Regions from separate parts of the Homo sapiens genome. Here region 2 is linked to region 1. A link is a contact called in ENCODE Hi-C or POLR2A ChIA-PET data. All regions are on one chromosome and are shown on one strand. The core of a region is the stretch at or near the end of the contact, and the rest is flanking DNA. Distances in the headings are between cores, read along the strand shown. Region 1 has its middle 94 kb from the start of CAPN13. Region 2 has its middle 84 kb from the start of EHD3.

Region 1 (5,372 bases), core at 2,107-4,606:
TTGTTGATTAACAATCCTCCAGCCAAGCCAAAGTGCTTAATATCTCAGCAGAATGGTCAATAATGAGTACAGCAGTGGCACCCGGCTGCAGCAAAGCAGGTGATAGCTGTATCTGAGAAGACGGGTGCAGAATGGGTAATGGGCGCGACCTTGCCGCCTGGTGGAGGACAGAGGAGGGGAGGGTGGACGGGCTTGGGGCTGCACAGATGGGCCATCTCTAGCCAGACTCTAAACCATCCTTTCTGAGGCCACCAAATGCCCCCAGAGGACTTCTAAATCTCAGAGAAACTCTGGATCATAGGAGAAGGGTCATGTGAAAGGTGGTTAGACACATGGACAATTTTGGTTTTGTTTTGTTTTTGTTTTCCGAGACAGTTTTGCTCTCATTGCCCAGGCTGGAGTACAGTGGCACGATCTCAGCTCACTGCAACCTCTGTCTCCAGGGTTCAGGTGATTCTCCTGCCTCAGCCTCCCGAGTAGCTGGGATTACAGGCGCCCGCCAGCCACCACGCCCAGTTAATTTTTGTATTTTTAGTGAAGACAGGGGTTTCACCATGTTGGCCAGGATGGTCTGGAACTCCCGACCTCAGGTGATCCACCCGCCTCGGCCTCCCAAAGTGCTGGGATTACAGGCGTGAGCCACCACGCCCGGCCGACATGGAAAATTTTGCAGCTGTGTCAGTGATATACCCACTCAGAGAAGAGACAGGCAAGACGATAAAATGACTGCCTTTGAGAGGACAATGTTAAGTCCAGGGTAATGTTATCTTTCTCTTTTCTATACTTAAACACTCTTATTTTAAACACCTCTCTGTTCCCTTAAAAAACATTTTCTTTTTTCTGCCTTGGAGGATAGGCTCTTTGACCAAGTGGAATGTGGTAAAACACTGTCCCCGATGGTCAGAATTGTTGCAGCTTCAAATCCTCCAAGGTCCAAAGATTCCTGCCCATTCAATCAGTATCCAGTGTGGGCCACAGAAGGTGGAGCATCCAGGCAGCCCAGCAGGAGCATGCACCATCCAAGCTGCCACAGCTCCATCATCTTCACCTGACTTCATCTTGGTCTGAATCCTAGTCTCACTTTTGCTGTTGTTTGCATAAAGATTGGATGAGCTTGACAAGTACTCTGGACCAAAAGGAAGGAAACTGGCCCCACTTGTGATCTCTGGTCACTGACATGCCACGTCATCTTGCCTCTTTAAGAGTTTCCATTTCCATTCAACCACAAAGTCAGGCCCTCCCTATGGCTAAATTGGCAACATTAACCCACAGTGTGAGTAGGGCAGGGCCTAGGTTATATTCTCAGTCTTGCAACTGCCTCTGTCTGACATTAGTCAGATTCTCCAGTTGGGGGTTTTGCCTGGCCCCTAAATTCTTTCCTTCTAACTCCCTTGTTCTCTGAGACTCTGCCATGGCTTACGCCTAAAGGGCTTTCCTAGAGCCCAGTTCTCCCATTTCGCAGCCTGACAAATAAAATCAATTTCGCCTCTGTTAGAGCCATTGCAACTTCACTACCCATGTATTGAGCCTGGAGTAAGTGCTCAATAGATGTTAAGGGAGTGAATGAATGAGCACATGTGGTGTAAAGATACGCACCACGGGGGAGTGGACAGAGCACTGGGTGAGAACAGAGCACTGGGTGAGAACTCTGGAGTCTAAGGTTCAAGTCCCGGTTCTGCCTCCATCAAGCTGTGTGCCTTAGGGAAATGGCCTTCTCTTCTGGGCTTCCTTCTCCAAAAATGAAGGGGCTGGACTTGCAGATTTCTAAGGTTCCTTCCATGTCACAGACTTGGAGATCCACGTCCTAACAGATTCTACTCCGCAATCATCAGCGAGGGGCAGCAATTAACAGCCAGAAAAAAGCCCCTCCAATTCAGCAACAGCAGCTCTGCTGAGACCCATGCTCTCTGGGGCAGTAAGTCAAAACAGTCCTCCCCTTCTTTAGCCTGGGAGTTGCTGCTTCTTTTATGATGCTTGTGACAATGAAAATTAAAAACCCCTTTCACCTACCTGAGGTTGGCGGTTAAGCCAGCGTTCACATGTTTTGGGGAGGTTAAAAAAAAAAAAAAAAAAAAAAAAAAAAAAAAAAAAAAAAAAATCTGGCCACTGTGCAGCCGCAGATAATGGTGCGACAGTGACACCTAGTGGTCATCTCCACTAATTACTGCTCAGCCCTGCTGCTCAGCACTGCAAGCCAGGAGTTTGCCGGAAGTCAGGCCCTCCCTATGGCTAAATTGGCAACATTAACCCATAGTGTGAGTAGGGCAGGGCCTCGGTTGTAATCTTAGTCTTGCAACTGCCTCTCTGTCTGACCTTAGTCAGCTTCTCCAATTGTGGGTTTGGCCTGACCCCTAAAGTCCTTCCTTCTAATTCCCTTGTTCTCTGAGACCCTGCCATGGCTTATGACTTATAGTTGGGAGTCCTAGGCCCAGGTGGAGAGCAGGATATCCATACCAGGTAGGAGCAGCTCTAGGACCCCAGGGTCCAGCACTGGGACCCTGGGGTTCCACCCAGGATGATTATGCACATCCCTGTCCACACATTCAGTTCCACGCAGCCGCGAGGCAGGACCACACAGCCAGGCCATCAACCATGGATGTTACAGCCAAGGGCTGCCTCCATTTCAGCTGCCAAGGTAGGAGAAAGTAACAAAACCAGCCAGAGAGAAGCCTGGGGGAGCTGACTTTCTATTGGTGGCAGGGGGCAGTTCACCTGGTTTTGCCCACTTTGTGCAACAGAATCTTGCCCTCTTGCTGGGGTCTGTAGGGTTCAGATATCTCTAAAGAACAATGCAGATGGGTTCTTCTTAGCACATTTTACTGCCTATATGTACACCCCACAAACTACAAAGGGTGGAAAGGGAAGCTATGGGTTGAGGCTTTAGAACCTCCCCCACAGGTCACAAGTGCTCACGGTTTAACATGGCTGGGGACATAGTGGCTGAGCTTGTTGAGTCTTTCCTGAGTTCCACATTATTCTTTTTTTTTTAGATGGAGTCTCGCTCTGTCACCCAGGCTGGAGTGCAGTGGCGCGATCTCGGCTCACTGCAAGCTCCGCCACCTGGGTTCACGCCATTCTCCTGCCTCAGCCTCCCGAGTAGCTGGGACTACAGGTGCTGGGCTTTCTGCCACTTGAATCCTGTTTCTTATCACCCGTGTTTGGTCTGTGTTTATGAGTCTTTCTCCAAATGTCATCTGTCCGTACTGCATGGTTTCTACAGAAGACCTTGGTGCCTTCCAATATGCCCACCACTAAAATGCTGGGTGAGGCTTTGCTGATTTCCTCACCCTTACTCCTCATGGTTTTCCCCAGACCATGACCAGGAAGTATGCAATGGTCACACTCTGCGAGCCCTCAAAGGAGGAAGTCATTTGTTCAAGTTGGGGTTGCAAACTCCAGAGCTGCCATAGTTTCTGGCGGTGTGTGGTAATTTTCCCTTGTCATTAAATGACATATGTAAAAATGCTTTTCTGGGCCAGGTGCGGTGGTTCACACCTGTAATCCCAGCACTTTTGGAGGCTGAGGCTGGCAGATTGCTTGAAGTCAGGAGTTCGAGACCAGCCTGACCAACATGGTGAAACCCCGTCTCTACTAAAATATGAAAATTATCTAGGTGTGGCAACATAGCTTGTAATCCCAGCTACTTGGGAAGCTGAGGCAAGAGAATTGCTTGAAACCAGGAGGCAGAGGTTGCAGTGAGCCGAGATCGCACCACCGCACTCCAGCCTGGGCAACAGAGCAAGACTCAAAAAAAAAAAAAAAAAAAAGCTTTTCTGGAGGTGGAGAGAAGGTGAACTATTATTTTAAAACACCTACTATATAACAGACAGAGTCCAGTCAGGAGACAAAAATCACACCAGCAATTTGAATAAGGAAAATGTAATATAAAAAATTATAGGCCGGGCATGGTAGCTCATGCCATAATCCCAGCATTTTGGGAGGCTGAAGCAGGTGGATCACCTGAGGTCAGGAGTTCGAGACCAGCCTGCCCAATATGGTGAAACCCCGTTTCTACTAAAAATACAAAGATTAGCCGGGTGTGGTAGCGGGTCGCTGTAATCCCAGCTACTTGGGAGGCTGAGGCAGGAGAATCACTTGAACCCAGGAGGCGGAGGTTGCAGTGAGCCAAGATCACACTACCACACTCCAGCCTAGGCAACAAGAGCAAAACTCCATCTCAGAAAAAAAATATATATATTATGAAGTAGTAAAAGGTGTTAACTTCTAAAAGGGGCAAAAGAGGACTCTAAGGAATACAGGAATAATAAGTGCAGGAAGCACTTACTATTATAGAGGTAGCCCTGCTACCTCTAGGGCTGGGAAGATTACCCAGAGGAGGAGGTTAGAGCATGGATGAGAGTCCCACCTTGAGGGAGAGAGTGTGGCTGCAGACCACTGGGCAGTGGAGAAGGTCCGGGGTGCCAGTGGACTGGAGCTGGAGTACAAGAGCCTCCTCTGCTGGATGCTGGGGAAAATCACTGGAGAAAGCGCCACTGGATTTCCCCCTGCTGGGACAATCACACTGTGGGAGAAAAAAGGCACACTAGAGCCAAGAGGAGGAGCTCGTCCTCTGCTTTACCTTGCAGTGTCCAGGAGGAGCCAGAAGGAGGAGCTGGTCCTCTGCTATACCTTGCAGTTTCCCTCTAGCACCCTCTACTGACACAGTGTAACATTGCAACAGCTGACGAAAGAGAATTAGTAACAGGGTCCAGCTCCAGTATTACAAAGTAGGGCAAAGAAGAGTGGATTTGCAGTTGACAGGCAATAAATTGACAACAGGCACACCTACTCTGTGCCAAGCCCCATGTTATGCATTTCCAGCACGAATCTCATAATCTCATTGATAATTATTTGAAATAGATATTATAATTCCCATTTTAATGTTGAGAAAACACTAAAAGCTAGGAGAAGTAATCTGAGAAAAATATGCAGCTAGTATACTTTAAAATATGCAACAGGGCTGAGCTGATGTTTCACTGATGGGTGTGTGACTCTAGAGTATGTTTTTCTGGCTGGGCAACGTGACTCCTGCCTGAAATCCCAGCACTTGGGGAGGCCAAGGCAGGCAGATCACCTGAGGTCAGGACTTCAAGACCAGCCTGGCCAACATGATGAAACCCTGTCTCTACTAAAAATACAAAAGTTAGCTGGGCCTGGTGGCGGGCACCTGTAATCCCAGCTACTCGGGAGGCTGAGGCATGAGAATCACTTGAATCCAGGAGGCGGAGGCTGCAGTGAACAGAGATCACACCACTGCACTCCAGCCTGGGCAACAGAGTGAGACTCTGTCTCAGAAAAAAAAAAAAAAGTAAAGAGTATGTGTTTCTACATCAAGCTAGCAGTACCTGTCACTGTAAAGGGTTAAGGACAGT
Region 2 (5,617 bases), core at 1,113-3,612, 610 kb before region 1:
CGGTGGTGGCTGAAGAGACCTGGGGAAGAGTGTTTGGAGAATTCAGAGACGGGAACGCTCACGTATATGGAGGGAGGAATTGGAGGAGGTTTCACAGAGGTGGCATTTGCATTGATCCTGAAGGATAGTGTATTGTTTTCTATCGCTGCCATAACAGATGACCACAAATTTAATGGATTAAAATCACACCTATTTTTATTATTCCACAGTTCTGTAGGTTAGAAGTGTGGGTACATGTGGCTCTACTCAGTCCTCTGCTTAGAGTTTCACGAGGTCAAAATCAAGGTTTTGGCAGGGCCGTGTTCCTTTTGGGAGTTTCTGGGGATGAATCTGCTTCTAAGCTCATTGTTGGCCGTTCCTTACAGTTGTAGGACTAAGGTCTTCACTTCCTTGCTGGCTGTTAGCTGGGGGCTGCCCACCTTCTCCTCATGCTTTCCACGTAGCCTTCAGCAATGGGGGTCAAGTCCCTCTCACGCTCCCAATCTTTCTGTTGAGTTCTGCCACTTCTCTTCTGACTCCAGCGGGAGAAAGTTCTGTGCTTTTAAGGGCTCATGTGATTAGATTGGGTGCACCTGGATGATCTGGGCTACTCTGGCTTTTTTTTTTTTTTTTTTTTTTGACAGAGTCTTGCTCTGCCACCCAGGCTGGAGTGCAGTGACACAATCTTGGCTCACTGCAACCTCCGCCTCCTGGGTGCAAGCAATTCTCCTGCCTCAGCCTCCCTGTAGCTGGGATTATAGGCATGCACCATCACACCTGGCTAATTTTTGTATTTTCAGTAGAGACAGGATTTTGCCATGTTGTCCAGGCTGGTCTCTAACTCCTGACCTCAAGTGATCCACCTGCCTCGGCCTCCCAAAGTGCTAGGATTACAGGCGTGAGCCACCGTACCCAGCTGTACTCTGGCTATTTTAAATTCTGTAACCTCAATTACATCTGCCAAGCCTCTTTTGCAATGCAACATGATATATTTACAAGATGCAGGGATTGGGGCATCTTTGAGGGGCCATTATCCTGCCTCAGTATGGATAGACTTTACATCTGCTGAGCCATGCCAGAGGGCTCTTCAGCAAGAGGGAGTGGGAAGAACAAAACCATAGAGGCAGTAAACCACATGGAAGGGGCAGTGAGAACAGCCAGCCTTGCCTGGGGTGCTAACCAGTTAGTTTCCTCCAAATGATGAGATATGTGTGCAAGCTCTTGCACAGAGTAAGACCTTCTGAACCAGAGAAAGCCAGCCACAGATTCCTGTCCTAGGGCATGTAGGCGTTCCCCGCTGCTCATCTCAGTTCTGTCAGGGAGATTGCTGTTGTAGCGTTTCTACACTTCCTGTGTACACCCTGTTCCTCCAGATGTAACAATGTAGAGCCAAGCACCTTCAACAAATAAAATTTATTTACTATTACATTTGTTGCACAAAGTACTGGCAAATCAGAAGAAGAATATAATAGTTGCCCATAATCCGGACACTCAGAACAACTGTTAACACTGGTGTTTTATGAGGTGCCTTTAACAGGCAGCTTTCCGTGTCTATTAATGTTCTTTCTCAATGGTATTTTCTATTGTATGGATGGCACTGTAGTTTATTTAATGGACATTTGGCTTACTCCCAAGTGGTTTTGCTCTCATAAACATGGCTGAGATAGCATAACAAGAGTTGTTTTGACAGTCATGTTAAACAGGATGTCAGCAGGCCCTCAGTGGGAATGCGAAGGGGAACTTGGGGTGGTACAGCTGTGTGAGGGTGAGTGGCTCCTTTCCTAGTTTCTTCATCCTGGCCTCTTAGCTAAACCCCTGTGTACTGCTTTGTTGTTAACTTGGTCCAGCTGCACCCGAGAGCTCATTGAATGGTTCACTTAAGAGCTATGCATTTCACTATGTGTAAATAATCCTCAATATTTTTTAAAATTAAGTATGTCCTAGTTCCAAACCAGCAAGATCTTGCTGTTTTTGTGCACATTCACATAAATGGGATTGGATGTAATAAAAACCAAAAAAAAAAAAAAAAAGGCACAGAGAGGAGCTGGCTGGGCGCTGGCCTCCAGCATGGGACGGTAAAGGGAGTAGTTACTGGGAACAGGCTCAGTTTGGTGAGGGGTGGCCACCACACTGCTTTGGCCCTCAGCCGCCTCATTTGCATGAAGCCCCACCTTGCTGGCTTGTGCTGTGGTGGGGGGTTAAGACCCCGTATATAAAAGTCCAGCATGGCACCTGAGATGAGACAGGGAGTCAACATAGAGGAGCCATTCTTGAACCTCCAGGAACTTTTCCGGGGAGGTGCAGTCGGCGCTGGGCTGCTGTGCTCTGTGGTTTCCCCTGTGGGTTGGTGGTGAGTCAAGGGCCCCCTGGGAAGAGCAGAAAGAAGACAGGCGCTGGGGATGTTGCTAACTGCTTATTTCTGAGGGTCAGAAAAACCTCAACTCAGTACAGCTGGGCTGTGCCCTTCAAGGGTGGAGCCTGAGGGTGGAGTTAAGTAGAGAGAACTCTGGAAGGGGGTGAGGCAGGGGCCAGAGGAACTGGCAATTCTGCCTGAAGGAGGTGGGCCTAGGGTGCCAGGGGAAGATATCTTTTTCTTCCCAAAGCAAAAAAAAAAAGGAAAAATGACAAGAGCTCTGCTCAGAGCCTGGCTCAGGGCTGCTTAAATGTCTCTGCTGGCACCACTATCCTAGCCACTGCCTTTACAATTTCATGTGGGAAATGAACACGCTTACTATGATGAAATATCAATCTCATGCAGATTTTGAAGGGATTACGTATACACACATCTGCTTTGGCTTTGAGGTTATTTATATTTGAACAGCAAGCTGCGTGCCTTAAGTTCTAGTTATTAGGAATGTGTAGGCCATGGTTTATACTGATGCCAACCTGCTTGCCTACATACTGTAGGGTGAACCATATCACCCATAGAAAACAAATTGATAGTGATGAAACAAATATAAATTATCATTAAAGACCAAAAAGACCAGCAATTTTAAATCACGACCCATTCAAGACAACAGTGATGGTCCTTTGATTACACTGCGTCCTTCTAAATGACTACCAATGGGGACTTCCAGTGACTTTTGTGGACACTTACCCCATGGAAGTCTGCAGGATGGCTTGCTGCTGCAGGTAACTCTGGGCAGAAGAGTGGGTTGGCACCCCCTTTAAGCCTGACAAAATTCCTCATGTGAGTTTATGAGTTCCAAATAATAGTAATAAACTCAATAACTCACTAGGTAGGTGTTTGGTAAATGATCTTTTGATGTAAAAATGAAATTGTATAAACATTAAAGGAGGATCAGTGAGTGGCTTATCGGAACCATCCTCCCAGTATTCCCCGGGGTTAAATGTTATACCCTGAGAAGGCTTGACAAGAGCTCTGAATCATCTGAGCTGGTTATTGAAAATGCAGGTTCAGGGCCCCCCTTGCAGAGATTCTGGTTAAATAAATCTAGAGTGAGACCCAAGAATCTGAATTTTAAACAAGCCCTGGAGGTGATTCTGATGCATGTGGTCTGCAGATACAAATTGATGGAAAATGCCCAAAGAGAATGGGGCCCCTCTCTGCCAGGTGTTAAGAGCACCTGCTATTCTGAGCAAATGCTATTCTGAGAGCATTTGCAGGCTGGAGTCTGCCTTTATGAGCTCTGGGTGGGAAGGTAGTTCAGGCTGGTTTATACAGCCACATACAGGGAAGACAGTGAAGAATGCCCAAACATAGGGGGTGCTCTATGCTGGAGAAATGTTTAGTTTAATCCTTGAGTTGCGACAGGTTGGCAGGAACTAAAGATCTCTTAGAGAGGGATGGGCCTGAGGCATGAGAGACGCAGAGGCCAGGTCCAGAGATGCAGCGTGGAAGGGAGGGGACCATGGAGAAGGATAGAAGGACATAGCAGAGGGGATAAAGAGAAAAAAACGCATGTACACATGACACCTATTATAATTATATGTTGAGGGCTTTGCCTGTGTCAGCCCATTCACTCCTCAGCACAGCAGTCTAAGATGGCAATAACATTCGTTTTTTACATGAGGAGACAGTGGCTCCCAAAGGTTAGAATAAGAATGGAAGTCAGAGTTTTATTTCAGGACCATGTGGTTCCTAAGCTCTCACTCTTGATTTTGTGTTTCTTTAGGCAAGTAAATGATGTTTAGCCACTATACCCATCTATATACGTATTCATTATTTCATTCATTCACTCAACATGAATGAGCTCCTGCTAAGTGCCAGGCACTGAGACAGGGGCTGAGGATTGACAGGTGGACAAAAGAGACACTGCCTTAGATCTTAATAGGAAACATGAATATTAAACAGTCAGACACGTAACTATAATTTTGCAAAGAGTTGGAAGAACTGAAAAGGAAAATTGCAGGTTCTGTGAGAAATAAAGCGGGGACCCTTAATTTAGAGTGGAGGGTCAGAAAAGGCCTCTATGGAATGTTGGACTTGAAGGATGGGTAGGAATTAGCTAAGCTCAAGTGTGGGGAAAAATGTCCCAGAACTGTGCTGTCCAAAAGAACTGTTGTGCTGTCCAATATGGTAACCATCAGCCACATGTGACTAGCAAGCACTTAAAACGTGTCTAGTGTGACTGAGAAATAAATCTTAAGTTTTGTTTAATTTTAATTAATGAAAAAATACATATTTCTTAAAAACCACATGTGGCTAGTGGCATCTGTATTGGACAGCACAGCTCTAGAACAAATGGGAAGTTTAAGCAAAGGACCTGAACTGAAAAAGGGTTTGATGGCTTCCAGAAGCCTAATTTGTGGTGGGTACAGTGGGGAGACTGAGACAGCATGAGGCCTGAAGGGAACAGGGCTCAGAGTGTGCAGACACTTGAAGGAACAGGGCTCAGACTGTGCAGACACTCAAGGGAGCAGGGCTCAGAGCATGCAGGCACTTGCAGGCCTCATGAGGGGTTTTCAATTTTACTGCAGTGGGGAAGTTGTTGAAGGATTTTGAGGAGAAGAGTAACTTGGTCAATTTTTGTTTTAAGATCACTTTTCACTGTAGCAAACGGATCAGAGGGAGCTAAAGTTAGAGAAAGGAAACCAAGGAGTAAATATTGTCATTTCCTAAGAAAGAGATGTTGGTGGCTCAGCTTAAGGTGGATACTGTGGAAATGAAGAGACATGGGTGGATGTGGTATAATTTCTAGATAGAATGGATGGAACACACAGTTTTAAACATACAGAATCCAGTAGCCTAGGCCTGTGTTGTCTAATATGGTAGCCGTTAGCCCCTTGTGGCTCCTTAAATTTAAATTAATTAAAATTAAATGAAATAAGTCTTTCTGCACTGTACCATTCACATTTCAAGTGCTCAAAGGCAACACGTGACCAGTGGCTGCCATTATTGTACAGGGTAGCCTTTAGTGAACATTCCTGTCATTGTAGAAACCTCTACTGGGTAGTGCTAAAGTCACTTGGAGAAATGTTTAAAAATGGATCTAGAAGAGGTCATCAGGTCCAACACCCTCACCGTGGAGGTGACATGCTGGGGGACACTCAGCTGATTCCTGGGTGTTGCTGGAGTGGTGCCTAAACCAGGCTCTCGGGTGGCAACCTTTTCCACCCAAAGCATCAGAAGCATCATGGGCAGAATTGCCTGCTTCCCCAAGGGCTTTGTATCCTG

Evidence for each region. Hi-C counts contacts between places; a loop is a spot of excess contacts on that map. ChIA-PET counts read pairs that join two places held with the same protein, here RNA polymerase II (POLR2A). Pooled maps may share reads with other maps.
Region 2: a loop to region 1 is called in a map of B cell, with 5 times the contacts of the local background. The contact joins two enhancer-like sites. A Hi-C loop is called at or near these places in 4 of 168 maps with a recorded cell type or tissue (B cell, dorsolateral prefrontal cortex, mammary epithelial cell and 1 more), 1 of 37 single-sample maps with no recorded cell type and 5 of 50 pooled maps. POLR2A ChIA-PET finds 5 or more read pairs at or near these places in 2 of 52 experiments (A673 and OCI-LY7).

What each region holds. Positions count from the first base shown.
Region 1 is chr2:30,711,040-30,716,411 of GRCh38, reverse strand. No RefSeq gene overlaps it. Among named protein-coding and RNA genes, the nearest start is that of CAPN13, 94 kb to the left of the region's middle. RefSeq lists a silencer at 1,282-1,341. Within about 2 kb of position 3,356, at least 2 of the 41 ENCODE cell types and tissues checked have a DNase peak (open chromatin) inside an H3K27ac peak, as active enhancers do.
Region 2 is chr2:31,315,621-31,321,237 of GRCh38, reverse strand. No RefSeq gene overlaps it. Among named protein-coding and RNA genes, the nearest start is that of EHD3, 84 kb to the right of the region's middle. RefSeq lists a silencer at 2,383-2,452. Within about 2 kb of position 2,362, at least 20 of the 41 ENCODE cell types and tissues checked have a DNase peak (open chromatin) inside an H3K27ac peak, as active enhancers do.